2 separate regions of the Mus musculus genome follow, and region 2 is linked to region 1. The links are chromatin contacts, found by Hi-C or POLR2A ChIA-PET in ENCODE. All regions are on one chromosome and are shown on one strand. The core of a region is the stretch at or near the end of the contact, and the rest is flanking DNA. Distances in the headings are between cores, read along the strand shown.

Region 1 (5,255 bases), core at 1,905-4,404:
TTCTTTTGCAAATCTGGGTTAGCCCTTGATGTCAGTTCTCTAGACAAGTGGGTCAAGCGTCTGGAAACACCCAGCTCGGATCTCGACTGTGGTTGAGTGTCTACTCAGTGTCTATAGTTTTCCTTGGTGAATGTCCCCTGCTTTAGATAATGCACTATATAATATAATAATATCATGATACACTGTGTCTCGACTGCAACTTAGCATCACGTATGCAGGAGTTCCCTGCAGATCCAGCCCTGCTGCTTGTCCCTGGCCTCAACAGCTTCCCGGAACCTTGGTGTAAGCTTCTTTGACCCCTCAATCTTGCTTTTTGCATTTATGAAAATCAGTCATCATGTGAATGATACTAAGTTCTTGCTGTCTGCTCAAGTAACAGTCTGCCCCCCTTGCATCACAGCTCCAGTGGTCTCTGAGTGTCTTCCTGGCTGACTGTGGAGAATACATTGCCAGGGGGCTCTGATACAGCTGGATGCCTTTGGTGCTCTCTGTTCAATCTGTTTTCAATTGGAAGTCTTTTTTCAAAGGCGTTTGCTTTGTTACACACTTTCCATGCACGGGGTCTTGCCCTCAAGGCAGCTTTCCAGCCTTTCCTGTTTTCTCACTGCCAACTCTGGCTTCTCTTTAGTAGTACTAAGTACAGATGCTTCTTCTTCTTCTTCTTCTTCTTCTTCTTCTTCTTCTTCTTCTTCTTCTTCTTCTTCTTCTTCTTCTTCTTCTTCTTCTTCTTTTTTGTTTTGTTGTTTTTTGAGAAAGGGTTTCTCTGTGTAGCCCTGGCTGTCCTGGAACTCACTTTGTAGACCAGGCTGGCCTCGAACTCAGAAATCTGCCTGCCTCTGCCTCCCGAGTGCTGGGATTAAAGGCATGTGCCATCACCACCCGGCTTACAGATACTCTTCTTCAAGCCCACCTTGTCTGTACCTTTTAGTGAGATGGCTCAGTGGTTAAAGAGGTTTGCCACCAACTCTGAGGACCTGAGTTTGATTCCCATGGTAGAAGTATAGAACTGATTCTCACAAGTTGCCCTCTGACTCCACACCAGGATATAAACAAACATGAATGCGCGCGCGCGCACACACACACACACACACACACACACAAGTTCACACTTCTTGCCTCACCAAACCTCACATTTCTCATCTTTCTCCCTTGAATTCTCCCTGTAAATCTGATGGAACACAATGAACAGTAACGGTGCTGTAGCTGAATGTCATACTGTCTTGAATTGTTCTCTGTCAAACAACTTAGTTCATGATCTTTTCAGGACACAGGCCAGCCATATCTGTAGTATTTACCAGATGTAAAATGAATCGTCTCTAGTCCAGTTCCCAATAGATTCCTTATTCTTCTGAGAATCCTCCTGAGCGAGGCTTGCATTTCTCTCAGGATTCTGGTATCCTTCCCACACTCCACCAGAATGGCCCATTAACCTCTGCTTTGGCATTCTAGGGCTCTGCTATTCTGAGGCTCTAAATTTTTTCACATTCCTTCTGTAAACCAGTTCTAAGAGCTTAAGAACCACAGGGTCAGGTTTATCCTGGCAAGTACCCCACAGGCCAATACCAATTTTCAGTATTAGTTACTTTCTTGTTGCTATAACAAAATACCTGCTAAGAACTGAGTTCAGGAAGAAATGTTTCTTTTGGCTTATGGTTCGAGGGCACAGTCTGTTTTGATGGGAAGGGTATATAGGCAGGAACAAAAGTCTGTCTGCTCTCGTCTAATGAACCAGGAGACAGAGAAGGAGAATCCCTCAGCACTTACCTGGCCTTCTCCTTTTTCTCTTTTTATTTAGTCCAGGGCACAGACCTATGGGACAGTGCTATGCACATTAAAGACAGGTTTTTTTCCTTCCATTAATCCCTTCTGGATGCTCTCATAGGCATCTCTGAGAATGTGGCTTACCAGTGTCCTTAATCCAATTTGGTTGTCAGTGAAGGTCCATCATACTATCCAAACCTTGACAACACCATCTTATTAACTATCGTAACTCAGTGAGTTGAGTATTAGCATTCTCCAGTCACAGATGAGAAAGCAGAGAGGTTACAAGGGACAGGCAGGCCAAGCCAACCTCCCTTTTGCTGGGTCTTTGCCTGAACTCTGCCTGAAACAGCTATTGGAAGACTCCAGGCTTCGCACAGGCATGTGCTCTGCACCTGGGGTCAGGGTGAACCAGACCTGGCTGATTGCACCTGGTGCTCTCAATACAAAGAGGGAAGATCAATAATTGTCTCTTTCTGAAATGATGTAGGTTATATCCCTGATCTTGGTATTCCCATATTCTGTGCATAAGCTTCTACTACAGTAGTGGGTGAGAACAAAAAGAAAATAAGAGAAAAAATATAAAGAGAGAAGAGAGGAGGGAGGGAAGGAAGGAAGGAAGGAAGCAAGCAAGCAAGCTTAGGTATGATGATGCCAACTTCTGTACCTAAGGTCAGACAGCTATTAGAAAGGAGAACAGGCCAAGTCATGGTGGTGCATGCCTTTGATCCCAGCACTCAGGAGGCAGAGGCAGGTGGATCTCTGTGAGTTCCAGGCCAGCTTACTCTACTGAGTGAGTTCCTAGGACAGTCATGGCTACACAGAAAACCCCTGCCTCAAAAACAAACAAGTAAGTACATAATAAATAAGTGAGTAAACAAATAACTAGAAGAGTAGGATTTGAAGGGAGGCTGCTTGGTCTTCTCTGGAGCCTTTCCATCTTGCTTCACATACCTGCGCTCAGTAATGACCACAGGACTGTCTCCCCAGGGTGGAGGAGTATGGCACCTATTCCTAGTGTGGATGAGAAGACATGCTTGTTTAGAACACGGATGCATCTATGAGCCTGCTGTTTAACTCTTCGAAAGAATGGCATTAAAGCTCACATTCAAGTAACCTCACAGAAAAAGGCTCGGTCTGGTGAAGATTTCTGACATCCCCTGTTCCAATCAGCTGCGGAGATTGGGCTGCAGCTGGGCTGATGACTCTTCTCCCACACGCATGAGTGTGTTACTAGGAATGGAGACCTGGACAGGCTTGCCGGCCCGGGCACCCCGCCGAGTCACACCCAAGTGGTGAGCGCTTGCCAGCTTCTGGGCTAAAGCTATTGCCCTGAGAGTCTGGGCAGGGCAGGCAGCTCTGTGCTGATTCTTTTGTCTCCTGGGCAACAGCCTGGAGCAGGCTGTGGTCACCCGTGGGAATGCTCCTCCTGAGTCAGCAGCGCCTGGAGTGTCCCAGGGTGTGGTTGTCTGTTCTTTGGGGCCTCTTTATTTGCAGGATGTCACTGCGCCATCATGGGTTCAGGGGTAGAGCTACAGGACAAGGGCTGTTTGGAACCCCTGTTAACTTGGGAGTTGAGGCAGGGGTGGTGGTGGGCTATAACTGCGAGTATGCTACTATAAAGCATCAGACAGCAATTGGAGGTTTTAATTCTAATCTACCCCTCTTCTGGCTAACTATATCAATGGGGATAATTTACATTCTCTTCTCAGAGCCTCAGTTTCCCCATCTAGACAATTAAATAATGCCAGGCCCGTTTATGTCAGTAAACAGACCTGTTTAATCTTCCATGCAGTGTTCGATGTTACAGTGATAAAAGGAGCCTTTTTCCCCCTCACTCTGTAGACCCGGCTGGCCCGGAACTCAGAGATTCGCCTGTTTCTGCCTTCTGAGTGCTGGGATTAAAGGTGTGCACCACCACTGCCAGGGAGCAGCTTCAGGAGCCAATTTCTTATGCAGCTACATCTTCCTAATTCCTCCAGACTGTTTGCCTTTTTTGAAGAATCTGGTTCATGGCTGCACTCTGAGATGCCAGTGGAATTCCTGAGAAGTAGGGGAATGGTAGGCTGGGCTGTGGAGGCCCAGGGATTAGGCCATCATACTGTATGTAGTTGGGGGGACCTGCTTAAGTGGGATCCTCAGTCTGTTAACCAGCATGTAATGTTGCTTCCTCGGTGCCTCTTAGCCAGACTTCCACGGAGTCTTGTAAAGCCTCCTGCGTTGGGGATGATGAGTGTCTTTGGAATACAGATTCCCTTCAGAGAGTGAAGAGCCATCCATACTGAGAACTACAGATGATGGAAAGGCTCTGAGGAAGTTATATCTCATCCCAGTCAGAATCAGAATTTCGGGGGGGGGGTCGGGGGGGAGAACAGAGGGTGGTTCTGGAGAGAGACTACAGCTGCTGGGGCTTGATTACCATCCCCTGCCCACTGTGTGTTTGCATTAGGAGCAACATAATGTTTTCAGTTGGCTTTGGGGACAAGGTGACAGGTAGCATCAGGAGTCCCTTTCCATATGTCCAAGAGTGTTACACTTCAGTCTATGTGCATGAGGACCCAGCTTTAGCGGCACTGTTGCCATATGGTGTCAGTTTGAATGACACTGGTTCCGGTTATCATAACTTCATTCTGACCATAGATATCTCCCGGACCTTAGCCAGGAGAGCAAGCGACAGGAACACAGATGACAGAAGGTCACAGGAGCAGGGATGTTTGGTTTGGAACATCAGACTCATCTCTGTGTACCAGAGGAACCATTAATTCTGTTAGGTCTTGCTCACCTTCCCTGTTGTCATTTCTTCTACTCTCTAGGGAAAACATTTGGCTGATGTAGCAAAGTTGTATCAAGATCTCTGAAGTGATGGGGCAGGGGCTGGCTAACAATATGACGAGACCTCATGGAGGTGATTCTGAGATATATGGAGTGAGCCTAGATCTCCAAGTCCTAGAGGACTTAATTTTACAGAGTTAACATCTACTTCCACCTAATATTGGCTTGACCGGTTTCCAGGGGTTCCTCAGTGTGGGGTGGAAGCATTTTTCAGGACAGCCTTGCTGGCTCCAGCTCCACAGGAGAATGCCTGCGGCTCGTCCATTCCTCTTCCCTCTGGATGTACTGGAGTGGGGAGGACCATTCTGGTTTCTGATGAGTATCCCTTTTTTCTTTTCCTATTTCTATTTTATTTTTAACTTGTTGATCTTGGCACAAGAGTTTGTGTAGATTTGCTCGTAACAATTACCTTCTGCCTTGAGAAGCGCACAGAATGCTTTGGGTATATTCTTTATAAATCTTGGGCCATGTCCTTTTTTTTTTTTTTCGTGGGGGAGGGGCTGGAAACTCACCAGAGGACTAACACAACACAGGCTCACTGACTCAGCCTTATGTCTCAAAGATGCTCTCTTGTACTGCCTCCTGATTTTGTACTAAACCCTGTGCACACAGTGCACCTCCATAGACTTGATTCTTCCTCTCTAGCAAAAACTGCGGGGTCT
Region 2 (5,255 bases), core at 1,915-4,414, 93 kb before region 1:
AAAGGTACACCCGTCTTTGCATATACCCAAAATGCCATCAAGAATGTAAACAGGCAGACACAGACCCGGAAAAAATACTCACACATGTACACGGGTCAGAGGTCAGACATGCAAGACACACTAGGACTCTTGCTGCTCAAGAACACACAGAGAGAAATGCAAGGTTTTAAATGGCCCTTACGAGAGAAGATGTGCAAGTAGCCACGGTCAGCACAGGAGAAGGCCTCTACTGCCATCAGCTTCCAAAGAATGCCAATCAAAGGACAATGGCTAAAATAAAAACTTCACGATGCCAGATGCAGGAGAGGATGTGGGGCGATGGATTGGAGGTGATGCAGACATTTGGAATGCTGCATTTGCTTTATGAGTCGAACACAGGCTAGGCGTGCTGGTGCATGCTTTTAATCCTGAACTCAGGAGGCAGAGGCAGGAAGATCTCTGTGAGTTCAAGACCAGGCTGATCTACATAGTGGATTCTAGGACAGCCAGGATTGTGTAGCTCCCTACATGACCCTGTCTCAAAGAAAGAAAGAAAGAAAGAGAGAGAGAGAGAGAGAGAGAGAGAGAGAGAGAGAGAGAGAGAGAGAAAGAAAGGGTTGAATACAGCAAGTAGGTGGTATTTGTTATGGTTTTAACAGTGGACGGTTCATAAGGAAAGCAAACCTGATTACTAGAACCGACTGCTTCCTGCTGTAAACTCTCCTACAATAACCAGTTTAAAGATGTCAGCACAACATCACTGAAATCAGAGATGGGATGGGATGGCCCAGGTGGCATTTGCTAGCTGGTCCCCGTTCATCTCTACCCACCATGCATCTGTAATGTGACCCGACAACCCTACTCCTGGGCATTTTTTAGGAGAAATAGAAATATATCTCCAAAAGCTCCCTGTGTGAATGAGCTCTGTTTCTCGAGGCCCAGACTTAAAGGCAAGAGGACTGAGAAGTGATCTGCACTAGACCCAGGATGGAATGCCACTCAGGGACGAAAAGGAATGACCTCCTGAGACAATGTGCAGCAATGTGGCCACATCTTGAAACCATCAAGCTGTGTGGAATGAGGCAAACTGGAGCAGAGTAGGCTGTGTGGTAGCACTTCTATACCATTGCAGATGGGTGAAAACTGACCAATCATGGTGGCAATGAGACCAAGAGCCCTGAGGCAGGACCCCTACCTGGTCCATTCATCCTTTATCACACTAGGATAGAATTAACTCCTTAGGAGACTTTCTAATTGCTTGATTGAGAGCCCCAACTGGAGATCATGGGACTTCAGAGTAACCTTCCTCTTCCTCTGCTTCTCTCAGTGTCCACTGGCGCCATCAGCGTCTGCTGTGTCTCCTCTGGAGCCGTGCTTCATGCTGGCTGAATGACCTAGCATATACCCCGTTGACTGTGGATCTCCAGAGGGGACATCTCGGTTGGTCCTTTGACACACTAGCATAACTGAGCACTTAACTGACTGAGTCACAGGGCAGGGGTGGTTTATTTCCCCAACCAAGAAGAGTTCGAAAAGTCCTACCAGGGTCTACAGAATCTGAGCTGTGGAAGATGCAAATGGCGATTGGGCAGGTCCGGGGGCGGGGGGGGGGGGGGGGCTCACAAGTGAGTGCTATGGGGTAGTGAGAGCAAAGGCTGTGTGTGTGGGATAACCTGAACTACATCTAGACACCGAGGTGACATTTACAGGTCCCAAACTTCTGGCAGATGGTTTCACCTAAGTCTCTTTAATGATAAACCAGGTGCTGGGTGTGGTGGCACGCTCCTGTAAGTTTCAGGGTCAACCTAGGCTACATTAGTAAGACCCTGACTCAAAAAAAAAAAAAAAAAAAAAGCGCGAACTTTGAACCTTGGTCTGTGGGACCTTCAAGTCTGATGAAAGCTGCGGGCTTGTGTGGTCTCAGAATAGGTAGATGCAGATCGGGGTGGGGATGCACGCAGCAACAGCTGCAGAAGTCATGTAGAGTTCACACACGCCCAAGGGAAGCCAAGGTTGGAGTGCTCAGCCTTCCCATGGGGACAACACCCACCACAGTCACAGTCCCCCGCCTTTTTTAAAGTGTGTGGTTATGTGGGTGTGCATTTGTCCGCGCAGGCTTCCAGCTGTTTGCTTCTATCTGTACAACGACTGCCAGAAGGAACTGCGACCTAGACTTTTGATCCAGTCAATAAACACACGGGAGCTGGGCCTGGCCACAGTGGTCAGACTCAGAAGCGAGACTCTAGATGAAGGGACAGTAACGATAAAAGCCTTCCCCTCACCCCTCCAGTCTTTCTGGCAGTTCGTGTCTGAATCTAAAAGCCAGAAGTGGCACCGTCTCTAACGAGCAACTTCTCTGGTTTTCTGCTTTGTAACTAGGAGCATCACCAGGAGTTTGAAGCCACAATGAATTCAGACTAGTTTGGATTACAGATACCCCCTCCCCCCCCCCCCCCCCGGTCTAAAAAAAGCAAAGAACGCACAAGGAACACAGGGTGTGTAGGTATCCGCCGTGGTGATGTATCCCCCACCCCTCTGTCCCCCCTCAATGGACAAGCATCGGAGCCTCTGCTGCTGTACGCCTAGGTAGCCAAGGGTTAACCGGCGTCCCCCTCCCCCCTCCGCCCCCGCCGGGCTGGGCAAGGCGGGAAGGCGGCGCGCCGGGTGCCAAAGTCGGAACCTGCTCTCGGCAGCTCCCCGCGCTGCCTTGACTCACCGCCAGGCCTGGCGCGGCCGCCGGCTGTGGAATGTGTGAGCGCCATGTGTCACCGCCCCAGACTGTGGGAAAACGCTGCTCCGCTCACCTCCCAGCAGCTGGCCCGCGCCCGCCCGCCCGGGAGCCGGGAAACAGGAGCCGCCCGCCTGGGAGGCCGCCCGGGGCCACTTCCGAGCGCGCGCCGCCTCTCCGCCCACACGCCGGTCCCTGCCGGCGACCCGGGGCTGCGGCGCCACCCGCAGCGAGTGGCCCAGCACGCCCTTCTTTTGCCCCCGCTGGCCTTATGCATCCTCCTGCTCCACCAGGCCGGCCTTAGACACAGAGAGCCCCTGTTCTGAGAGCTCCTGGGCGGTGACCTCTTTCCGGGAAAGGGCCAGAGAACTGAGGGCTATGCAGGGGACTGACCTCATGGGGTTGTGTGACAGCTCCAGTCTGGACCTTGCCAGCCCTGAACAGGAGGTTCCACTCTGCCTGACCCTTCCCCCGGAGAGCTAGGCAAGAGCCCTGCACCTCAACGCGGGGGCAGCCTCCCCTCTAGTCATTGGATGAGAGTCACATGGGTCCAGAAGTCAGCCAGGGACAAGGTTTCCAATGCCTAGCCATGCAGGGAGATGTAGGCAAAGTCACATTCTGGGTGGCAGCCATGCAAGACTGGAGACAGCGCAGTGCACCTTGTTCCGAGCCTGGCTCTCCACTCCGTGGCCAAGTGTCTCTTCAGCCAAGGCTCCTTGTGGTGTCGCTGCCTTCCAGGGCAGTTGGGACGAAATCAGATGGGGGTGGGGGCAAACCTCGGGGTCCAGGGATCCAGGGTCTTCACCTAGCATCAGCCTCTGCTGCTTTCTGAGGGGTCGAGGTGTGTGTGTGTGTGTGTGTGTGTATGCCACCCCCGTAGGAGGCTCGGGACCTGGGTGGGGTCTCTGCTGTACCCAGCTCTCCTCCAGCATGATCTGTTTCTGTTTTTTCTCCCTGCCTGTTCTTCACAGTGGGCGATGAGGTCTCACTTCTGTGGTTCTTCCCAGGCTAACCTAATCCAGTTCAACAGCTGCCTCTCCTGAAGTCCCCATGCACTTGATTTCTGTCCCCGCTCTGTACCGGTCATGGCCTGCCTAACTAGTCTTTCTCTCTCCTGCAACTTCTTATTCAAAGACGGGCTACCCTTCTATGTACCCCCCCCCCCCCATGAACAACACTGAATTCTGCATGTGACAGCCACTCTGCAGATTGAGTGCACCCCCACATGAACACTTGTCAATACCATTTATCACAGGTTCAGAACCTCATTGCCCAGACATGTGACCTCGGTCAGGCTAATCTTGCCATCTCAAATCTCTCCCCTCACCTGCAGAACATAAATCTGAGTAGGGTGTGGTGCCACAGGCCTATGATCCCAGCACGTAGGAAGCAAGAAGATCACAAGTTTGAGGCCAGCCTCTGCTTTCTATTGGGGAATCTAATGAAGAAGAGAGGGAGGAGGAAGAAGAAAAGAAAAAAAGGGGGAAAAGAATGCATTCGGTGGTATTTGGTGCGCTATAAGCTTTGAATAATGAAACTCCAGTTAACGACAGGATGCATCATGGCAGTGGTTCTCAAAAGAGTATGTCATCTAGTGACACCTTACCCATCTTACTTTGTATAAGTGCACTCTATGAAGTTCCCATAATGATAAGGTCAGTGAGAGATCCCTGTCATTAATCCATATACAATTGCTAAAATACCATAGACTGGCGGCAGACATTGACTGACGCCCAGTTCTGGATGTTGAAGTCAAAGAATAAGGCACAGGTGACTCAATTCCCCTGAAGTCCCTCTTCCTTGGCTTATAGGCAGTTTGTAGATAGTCTTCGCTTTTTGTGGATTCTTCTTTTTCCCATCCTTTATTCCTCCACCCCCTTTTCACTACCTATCACTAGATAAGAAGGAAAGGATAAAGGGGAGACAGAGATCCTTGAATCTAATTCTTTCCTTTTGTTTCTTCTCTGAGTATGAGAAAACTGCATCCAAAACCCCACCCACCCTGCCTATTGTGGCTCTAGCATTTACATACCCTCTGAAAAGTTCCCAGAATTCCAGAGGTCACACAACTGCAGAAATTGTCTGCAGCTGGCAAAACTGTGCCTCTGTTAGGGCACGAGGAAATCACGTCAGCTGCTGCAGACAATCTGAAGCAGCCCCACAGCCCCACACTGGGATTAAAACAAGAACACTTTCTCATAACATTTCTGTGTTATTTAAAGAATCTGAAATTCCAGAATTGTCGCCACAGCAGCTACTTTCTCTGTGTCCTCCCATGGCAGAGGGCTCGATCATGCCTTTTTATAAGGACACTAGCCCTGTTAGATGGGGGATACTGTTCTTAAGACCTCAAACGGTTTCTACAAAGATCTGCTTCCGAATACTGTTACGTTAGGGGTTAGATTTTGACTTGTGTTTTCAGGAGAGAGTTCAGTCCACAGCAGTAGACCTAGGTGGGTTCCAAGAAGCAGATGCTGAAGCCGATGTGTGTTTGGCCTGCTTGGTGCCAGAAATATGGGCATAAATAGAGGCCAGAACTAGCAAGCAT

What was found. A loop is a pair of places that touch in the nucleus more often than their neighbours do. ChIA-PET counts read pairs that join two places held with the same protein, here RNA polymerase II (POLR2A).
Region 2: a loop to region 1 is called in a map of Patski, with 2.2 times the contacts of the local background. The contact joins the promoter of 4632428C04Rik here to the enhancer-like site in region 1. A Hi-C loop is called at or near these places in 1 of 37 maps with a recorded cell type or tissue (Patski). POLR2A ChIA-PET finds 5 or more read pairs at or near these places in 1 of 5 experiments (Patski).

What each region holds. Positions count from the first base shown.
Region 1 is chr16:29,913,375-29,918,629 of GRCm38, reverse strand. No RefSeq gene overlaps it. Among named protein-coding and RNA genes, the nearest start is that of Gm52263, 27 kb to the right of the region's middle. Within about 2 kb of position 3,154, at least 1 of the 3 ENCODE cell types and tissues checked has a DNase peak (open chromatin) inside an H3K27ac peak, as active enhancers do.
Region 2 is chr16:30,006,576-30,011,830 of GRCm38, reverse strand. 4632428C04Rik (RIKEN cDNA 4632428C04 gene) reads right to left here and starts at 3,164. Exons shown (of 3, transcript NR_033631.1): 1 at 3,101-3,164.